Regions from separate parts of the Homo sapiens genome. Here region 1 is linked to region 2. Evidence: chromatin contacts called from ENCODE Hi-C or POLR2A ChIA-PET data. All regions are on one chromosome and are shown on one strand. The core of a region is the stretch at or near the end of the contact, and the rest is flanking DNA. Distances in the headings are between cores, read along the strand shown.

The links. A loop is a pair of places that touch in the nucleus more often than their neighbours do. ChIA-PET counts read pairs that join two places held with the same protein, here RNA polymerase II (POLR2A). Pooled maps may share reads with other maps.
Region 1: a pooled map shows a loop between it and region 2 (2.7-fold over the local background). The contact joins two enhancer-like sites. A Hi-C loop is called at or near these places in 1 of 168 maps with a recorded cell type or tissue (B cell) and 2 of 50 pooled maps. POLR2A ChIA-PET finds 5 or more read pairs at or near these places in 1 of 52 experiments (WTC11).

Annotation. Positions count from the first base shown.
Region 1 is chr17:1,590,844-1,595,087 of GRCh38, forward strand. SLC43A2 (solute carrier family 43 member 2) reads right to left here. Exons shown (of 14, transcript NM_152346.3): 6 at 2,344-2,436; 7 at 723-856; 8 at 426-628; 9 at 1-105. Among named protein-coding and RNA genes, the nearest start is that of PITPNA, 30 kb to the left of the region's middle. RefSeq lists enhancers at 1-251, 2,792-3,293 and a silencer at 1,019-1,184. Within about 2 kb of position 2,133, at least 8 of the 41 ENCODE cell types and tissues checked have a DNase peak (open chromatin) inside an H3K27ac peak, as active enhancers do; they include B cell, where a contact is called at or near this core.
Region 2 is chr17:1,210,309-1,214,985 of GRCh38, forward strand. It overlaps a transcript of ABR not described here. Among named protein-coding and RNA genes, the nearest start is that of ABR-AS1, 31 kb to the left of the region's middle. Within about 2 kb of position 3,428, at least 5 of the 41 ENCODE cell types and tissues checked have a DNase peak (open chromatin) inside an H3K27ac peak, as active enhancers do; they include B cell, where a contact is called at or near this core.

The sequences.
Region 1 (4,244 bases), core at 883-3,382, 380 kb after region 2:
TCATAGCCCCCATGTAGAAGATGAGCCGCAGCTGCGTGACGCACATGGTGACCAGGCTGAGCAGCAGGATGGGGCTGAACACGCTGTGCATGAAGGAGGGGGCCACTGCAGGGAGAGGGTGCGGGGCTCAGGGCCGGGGCACACTGTCCCCACCACCGGGGGGACACGCAGATCCCTCCACGCTGGAGGCCAGGAGGGGGCCCTCGGGACGGGCCTGGTGAGGGTAACGGGGTTGGCGCTGCGGTGGGGTCACCTCTTGGGTGAAATCAGGCAAATCCCTTTCCCTCCCCCAGGCCTTCCTGAGCGCCTCTGCAGAACAGGGCGGGCGGGGCCGCCTCCCCTTTTGGGGTGAGGTGGGAATGGGGTGAGCCGATACCCACAGAGCACTCCCTGCCCGTCGCCCGGCTGCGGTCTCAGGCGGGTACCTGCGGCATCCGGCTGGCACTTCACCTCCAGGTCGACGGTGGACAGGCACAGCTTGTGGCCCTCCTGCAGCGCCACCTGCTCCTTGGCACTCCTCATGGAGCTGCCCACACTCAGGCGCCGGCCCACCGTGGTCACCTGCTTGTAGAACTGCTTCCCTGTGATCTTGTGGTCAAAGCCCAGCCAGCTGAACTTGATCTTCACCCTGGGGCCCCGGGAGAGTGTCTGTGGGTGCTGCCCGGGACCCCGGCTGGGGGGCGGGGGCTGGGGGCAGGCGGGACGGGGGCACCTCTACTTACGAGTAGTCCATGTCCTCCGGCCCCGGGAAGGGCTCAAGGGGCCAGTTAAAGAAGCAGTTGAGGAAAACCAGCCCGGAGCAGCCGGCCCAGACCACGAGGACGACGATGAAGGAGACACCAGCATCATAGATGAGCTGACAGGCACCGCGGGGACGGGGTGGGGGGGGGAGGGGGCAGAGTTAGCCCGGGGAGGCCAGAGCCGCAGCAGGCAGGGGCGTCTGGCCACCCCTGCTGTCCCTGTGCTGAGCCGCGCAAAGAGGCACAGCCCTGCCAGCCTGGGCGTTGGGGCATCAGGCACCCGCCTTCCAGTCCTCCCACCGTGCCTGCCCTGCTGGTCATCTGGGCCTGGCGTGTGATTAGCCCCCCGACTCGGAGGCCTTCCTGACCGCCCCGCCATGACCACGGCACGTCTTGCAGGCTCATAGTGATCGGCCCAGCAGAGGGGACGGTGCTCCTGGTCCGTCGGCTTGTCTGGTATTAGCGGAGCTCCCTGAAGGCGGGAACCGGCCAGCCCCGTCCACTGATGCTTCCCCAGTGCCTCTGAGAGCTCACATGGCAGAGGCCAAAGAAATGCTCAAGGAAGCCAGGCATGGTGGCTCACGCCTGTAATCCCAGCACTTTGGGAGGCCAAAGTGGGCGGATCATGAGGTCAGGAGTTCCAGGCCAGCCTGACCAACATGGTGAAACCCCATCTCTACTAAAAATACAAAAATTAGCCGGGCATGGTGGCGGGCACCTGTAATCCTAGCTCCTTGGGAGGCTGAGGCAGGAGAATCACTTGAACCTGGGAGGTGGAGGTTGCAGTGAGCCGAGATCGTGCTGCTGCACTCCAACCTGGGCGACAGAGCAAGACCCTGTTCCCCCCCAAAAAAAGGAGGAGGAAGAACTTTCGGGATGCTCCCCAGTCCAGGGGCATGAGAATCTCTGCAAGTCCATAGGATGGCTGGCCCCAGAGTCCCAGCTCCCACCACTTCAATGCCCAGGTGGCCAGCCCACACCGTGTCCCCCTCTCCTCGCCAACAGCATTCCCACACACACCACCGAGGAAAGGGGCTTTTACTTAGTGTGAGGGTCAGAGGTGGGAGAAGCCCCTACGGGGCCCTGGCAGACCCACAGGGTCTGGGGAACTTGGGCTGATGGACTGTGAGGTGTTTGCTTCGTCCTGACCCTGTGTGACTTCCACAGGCTCAAAATCCTGCCTAGGAGGGAAACAGCTGAAACACTTGGCCAAGAGCAGTGCTTTGGCTGGCGGGGAGTAACGGTACAATAACAGCAGGCTGGGGGTTGGGGAGCAGGGGAGCAGCGGGAGACCAGGATGACGGAGGAGACGGGGGCAAGACTCACAACTGGAAACAGACTCACCCACCGCCCTTCCCCTGCCCCAGCCCCGAAATGCAAAGGCACCTGCGGCAGATCCTGCAGCCACATGCGTGATTCCCGTCCCCTGAGGCCCCGCGGTTTTCATTTGTCGCCCCTGTGATGCCCAGGTGCATCCTGCCCGGGTGGGGGTGGTGGAGAGGGGCCACCCCGGGTGCCCACAATTGCCTCCCTCTTCAGAGAGGGTGGAAGGAGCCTGGAGCAGGCCTCTGCACAGACACCAGTGCAAAATACACGTGCTCACCTTGATTCCTGGAAAGGTGACTGCCGAGGAGGCGTAGGACCCAATCATCAAGGCAATAAACGTGGACCGAAGGTCGCCGAACATGTTGGGCAGCTGAGAGATAAGAAGCAGAGAAACCTCAGTGGGGAGGATGCACCAGGGAAGGGGAGGAGGAGGGGACAGAGAACTAGGCCCCATGAGGCCCCTTCTTCACCTGCGCCCCTTCCTGTGTGACTCACAGGGGCATTAGTTCAGGGGCAATGACCGCTCACTGAAGGTTTCTCCTTCATGGACTGAGGCTGATGGGGCCAAGGAGGGAGGTAATGCAGAATACAAGCAGTTGTCTGACTTTCCGGCTGGCAACCCTCCCTATCTCTCTGCTCCTGGCAGAGCCCAGGAGCCTTCTTGTCTTTTCAGGGTAACACTGAGATGCCAGAGAACAAAGTTATGAGCCTCAGGCAGCCCTCAAAGGGAGAAAGCCTGTTAAAAATAAGAATCTATTTGGGGATAATAGCATCATTTTATAAATAAAAATATCAGCATTCCAGAAAGACCAGATGTCAGCAAAAACTGCTTTTGGTTTGGAGAGGGTAGGTTTTTGGAAGATGTCAATCAGAATTCTACAGTTCTCTTCGGTCTGAGGATGAAGCTGGCCCAGGATTCCTGCTTCTGAATTTCTTTTCTTTGTTTTGAGATGGGGTTTTGCTCTTGTTCCCCAGGCTGGAGCGCAGTGGTGTGAGCTCGGCTCGTTGCAACCTCCGCCTCCCTGGTTCAAGTGATTCTCCTGCCTCAGCCTCCCAAGTCGCGAGATTAGAGATGCCCGCCACCATGCCTGGCTAATTTTTGTATTTTTAGTAGAGACGGGGTTTCACCATGTTGGCCAGGCTGATCTCAAGTGATCCGCCCGCCTCGGCCTCCCAAAGTGCTGGGACTACAGGCGTGAGCCACCGCGCCCGGCCTCCTGCTTCTGAATTTCTCAGTACAAGCAGGGGATTATCTTCCCACAGGATGTTCGGCCCGAGCAGTTAGCATCCTGGAAGGCCAACGGGAAGCAAGGTCCGGGCTCTCTTCCCAACGAAGCCACTCTCGGCATCTCACATCAGCTCATTCTGGGTACAGGGCAAGAGGGGGCCCACCTGAACAGGACTTCAAGGCTAACTCTTGCTCATTCTACCGAAATCCAGGCCTAGGGCAAACTACATCCTCCCAAAGAGGCACAGGTTCTCTAACCTCAAGAGACATCACACTGTGTGTAGCAAACCTTTCCTGTCCACACCCAGCGTCCCTGGCCTTGGGGGCTGCCCTCTGGATAGCCATGCCAACCTATTTCATTAAATTCAGGCTGCTTATGGGGACTTAATCTATGTCCCCTCCACCCTCCCCACCACTCCCCATTTGTCTTGAATCTTTTTCTTTCTTTCTTTCTTTTTTTTTTTTTTTGAGACGGAGTCTCGCTCTTTCGCCCAGGCTGTACTGCAGTGGCTCTATCTCGGCTCACTGCAAGCTCCGCCTCCCAGGTTCACGCCATTCTCCTGCCTCAGCCTCCCGTGTAGCTGGGACTATAGGCGCCCGCCACCACACCCGGCTAATTTTTTTGTATTTTCAGTAGAGACGGGGTTTCACCACGTTAGCCAGGATGGTCTGGATCTCCTGACCTCGTGATCCGCCCGCCTTGGCCTCCCAAAGTGCTGGGATTACAGGCGTGAGCCACCGCGCCCAACCTTTTTTTCTTGTTTTAAGAGACAGGATCTGCTGGACGCAGTGGCTCACGCCTGCAATCCCAGAGTGCTGCCTTTGACCTCAGAGTTTAAGACCAGCCTGGACAACATGGCGAAACCCTGCCTCTGTATCTTTTTAAAGTTAAAAAAAAGAGAGAGAGACAAGGGGGGCAGATCACCTGAGGTCAGGAATTCGAGATCAGC
Region 2 (4,677 bases), core at 2,178-4,677:
AAGACCAGCCTGGCCAACATGGTGAAACCCCATCTCTGCTACCCAGCTTCTCCGCACTATCGTCCACGTTATCACTCAGCTTCTCTGCACTATCGTCCAGGTGTCACTCAGTTTCTCCATGCTGTTGTCCGCGTATCACTCAGCTTGTCTGCACTATCGTCCAGGTGTCACTCAGCTTCTCTGCACTATCGTCCAGGTGTCACTCAGTTTCTCCATGCTATTGTCCGCGTATCACTCAGCTTGTCTGCACTATCGTCCAGGTGTCACTCAGCTTCTCTGCACTATCGTCCAGGTGTCACTCAGCTTTCTGCTATTGTGTTTGCTCTCAAGCCAAAAATCACTTTGGGCTGTTTCCTCTCTCTCTGCTTCCTGGCTCCTAACACAAAAGGATTACTTTATCACTTTATCAACCAACTGGCAACTCCTATCTACTCACACACAAACTCAAAAGGGCTTTTTCCTCCATGCTTTGCTTAGACCAACCTTAGCCTCTTAAGGACATTTAGAACCGTATTTTTGCATCCTTTTAACATCAACCTGTAGGGCCAGATGGACGGAAAGGGCCCTATATTTTAAAGGTGCCAGACATTTACCACCTCATATCAAGCACTTGGCAAAGCCTGCCAAACTCTGGGGTGCTGGACTGGCTGCTGAAAAATCTCCCGAGCTTGTTAAAAACAGAGATTCCTGGCCGAGCGTGGTGGCTCACGCCTATAATCCCAGCACTTTGGGAGGCCAAGGCGGACGGATCATGAGGTCAGGAGTTTGAGACCAGCCTGTCCAATATGGTGAAACCCCGTCTCTACTAAAAAATACAAAAATTAGCCAGGCGTGGTGGCAGACGCCCATAGTCCCAGCTACTCAGGAGGCTGAGGCAGGAGAATTGCTTGAGCCCAGGAGGCAGAGGTTGCAGTGAGCAGAAATCTCTCCACTTCTTTCCAGCCTGGGCGACAGAGTGAGGCTCCGTCTCAAAAAAATGAATAAATAAATAAATAAATAAATAAATAATGAAAAATAAATAAAAATATGGATTCCAGGTTTTGCTCTGACCCAGTGGGATTCCATTTCAGTGGAGCTAGCCACCAAAAATCGATCTTCTTCTGCTGTTCCTGCAGAGGTGTCTGACTTGCAGTCAGTCCTTATCTAAATTATTCCAGGTCCTGTGGCAGGTGCTTAGAAAACAAAGCGTGAATCATAGGAGTCATTATTGATTGATTATTCACCGTGATTTTTTTACCATAGATTTCCTCATTAATCCCCACAACATTCCAGGAAATAGACACTATTAACACATCCATTTTACAGATAAGATATCCAAGGCACAGAGACGTGAAATAACGTTTTTAAATCCTCACAGCTAGTAAGGGGTAGAGCTGAGGTTCAAACGTGGGCAGTCTGACCCCAGAACCTGCATCCTTTACTGCCATAAGGTGGTATCTGCCTTCAGCAATGCTAGCAAGGTGGGAACAATATGTAAATTACTGTAACAAGGCCGGCCACGGTGGCTCATGCCTGTAATCCCAGCACTTCGAGAGGCCAAGGCAGGCTGATTGCTTGAGGTCGGGAGTTTGAGACCAGCCTGGCCAAGATGGTGAAACCCCGTCTCTACTAAAAATACAAAAAATTAGCCTGGTGTGGTGGCACAAGCCTGTAATCCCAGCTACTCGGGAGGCTGAGGCACAAGAATTGCTTGAACTCGGGAGGTGGAGGTTGCAGTGAGCCGAGATTGCACCGCTGCACTCTAGCCTAGGCGACAAGAGCAAGACCCCATCTCGAAAAAAAAAAAAATTACTATAACAAGAAGAAGAATGAAACAGTGTTAAACTGAGATACAAAGAGGCTGGGCATGGTGGCTCACGCCTATAGTCCCAGTACTTTGGGAGGCCAAGGCAGGAAGATCTCTCGAGTCTGGGAGTTCGAGACCAGCCTGGGCAACAGAGCAAGACCTCATCTCTACAAAAGTTTTATAAGGATTAGCCAGGTGTGGTGGTACATGCCTGTGGTCCCAGCTACTTGAGAGGCTGAAGTGGGAGGCTCGCTTGAGCACAGGAGTTTGAGGCTGCAGTGAGCCCTGATCATGCCACTGCTCTCCAGCCTGGGCAATAGACCATGACACTGTCTCAAAAGAGAAAAAAAAACAACAACAAAACAAAACAAAAAGAGACGCCAGGCACAGTGGTTCACACCTGTAATCCCAGCACTCTGAGAGGCTGAGGCGGGCGGATCATTTGAGGTCAGGAGCTCGAGACTGGCCTGGCCAACATGGTGAAACCTCGTCTCTACTAAAAATACAAAAATTGGCCGGGCATGGTGGCTCACGCCTGTAATCCCAGCACTTTGGGAGGCCGAGGCCAGCAGATCACCTGAGGTCGGGAGTTTGAGACCAGCCTGATCAACATGGAAAAACTCCATCTTTACTAAAAGTACAAAATTAGCCAAGTGTGGTGGCGGACGCCTGTAATCTCAGCTACTTGGGAGGCTGAGACAGGAGAATCGCTTGAGCCCAGAAGTTGGAGGTTGCAGTGAGCCAAAATCTCTCCACTTCACTCCAGCCTGGGCAACAGAGTGAGACACTGTCTAAAAAAAAAAAAGAGAGAGAGAGATAAAGAGATACTTGGGGAGAAGCTGTATCTGGGATGGGAATTTGGACTTAAGAAATTTTTCACCCTTTTACCAAACAGCTAAAGGAGTGTGAAATTCCCCCAACAAATCCTTGAATGGAGCTGCAGACAATCAGAGTCAACCCATCTAACCACGCACAGAGCTTTCTCCAAGATGTGGCACTAAACAAGCTGCAGCCCAGAAACGAAAGCTGGTTATTTCCACTTTTCAGCTTCTAAAACCTGTTAATTTTGTAATATGCTCAGGGTGGGAGACAGCTCAGCCCAGGAAATGATGAGATGTGAAGCTGCAGATTCTGTTTTTCTCCCAAACACTGTGCCGGCCATTAATTCACCTAAAGACCATGATTTGAGACCCAACTAGCAAACTAAGGGGCATCCAAAGAGCAGGAAGACGTGGCCATAGTTTAGGTGACTAAGCAGGTACTATTTGGTGTGAATTAAGGCTGCAGAGCTTGAAGGTCACAGTCTTTTTTTTGAGACGGAGTCTCGCTCTGTCCCCCAGGCTGGAGTGCAGGGGTGCAATCTCGGCTCACTGCAACCTCCGCCTCCCAGATCCACACCATTCTCCTGCCTCAGCCTCCTGAGTAGCTTGGATTACAGGTGCATGCCACTATGCCCGGCTAATTTTTGTATTTTTTTAAGTAGAGGCGGGGTTTCACCATGTTGGTCAGGCTGGTCTCAAACTCCTGACCTCGTGACTCACCCGCCTCGGCCTCCGAAAGTGCTGGGATTACAGGCGTGAGGCACCACGCCCGGCCAAAGGTTACGGTCTTAACTCCTAAGTCCTTCTGTGCTAGCTTCTCAGAGATTGCACGCAAACTGTGCAAAGATACTGTCTTAACCCCACAGTGATTTCACTTCTTCAAAGATGACAGACTCTATGGTTCCAAAGCGACAAAACTGTGAAAACAAGGCAGTCTAAGGTGCTGTTTCTATTTTGGAGAGATGTGAAATGGTTTGTTTTTTGTTTTTTGAGACCGAGTCTCGCCCTATCGCCCAGGCTGGAGTGCAATGGCACAATCTCGGCTCACTGCATCCTCCGCCTCCCGGGTTCAAGTGATTCTCCTGCCTCAGCCTCCCGAGTAGCTGGGATTACAGGCGCCCGCCACCACGCCCGGCTAATTTTGTATTTTTAGTAGAGAAGAGGTTTCATCATGTTGGTCAGGCTGGTCTCGAACTCCTGATCTTGTGATCCACCCGCCTCGGGCTCCCAAAGTGCTGGGATTACAGGCATGAGCCACCGCTCCCGGCCTGAGATGTGAAATGTTACACAGGACTTGGACTTCCCCGCCCCCCACCACCACCTTAAACCTAAAGATAAGCTAACTTCAGGTCCCTTCAACCTAAAATGAACATTTATTTTGGCTTTCATCAGTTTTTGGAATCTATGATACTAGGATGTGTGTGTATATATATATATTTCCTCTCCATGAGTAACCACCACCCCAGGGATGACTTAGGCAAAATATTTAAATTATTCCTTAACAAGTTTAAATTACCCTAACAATGCTGAATATCTACAGTTAATAGCAATTTAAAGGAATATAAAGGAGAGATTTAAGATTTGAATATAAAAATTCTGATCCTGGCCGGGTGCAGTGGCTCATGCCTGTAATCCCAGCACTTTGGGAGGCTGAGGCAGGTAGATCACCTGACGTCAGGAGTTCGAGACCAGCTTGACCAACATGGAGAAACCCCATCTCTACTAAAAATACAAAATTAGCCAGGCGTAGTGGCACATGCCTGTAATCCCAGCTACTCGGGAGGCTGAGGCAGGAGAATCGCTTGAACCTGGGAGGCGGATGTTGCAGCGAGCCAAGATCGTGCCACTGCACTCCAGCCTAGGCAACAAGAGCGAAACTCCACCTCAAAGAAAAAAATATATATATTTGATTGTACATAGTTTTTCCCTGTAATGTGGCAGCTATCTCGGTGTATATAAGCTCAATGGCCAAGTTCTATTTCTCTCCAAATAAAATACTCAGACCAAAAAAGTATTGCTCTTGACCAGGTGGGGTGGCTCACGCCTATAGTCCCAGCACTTTAGGAGGTG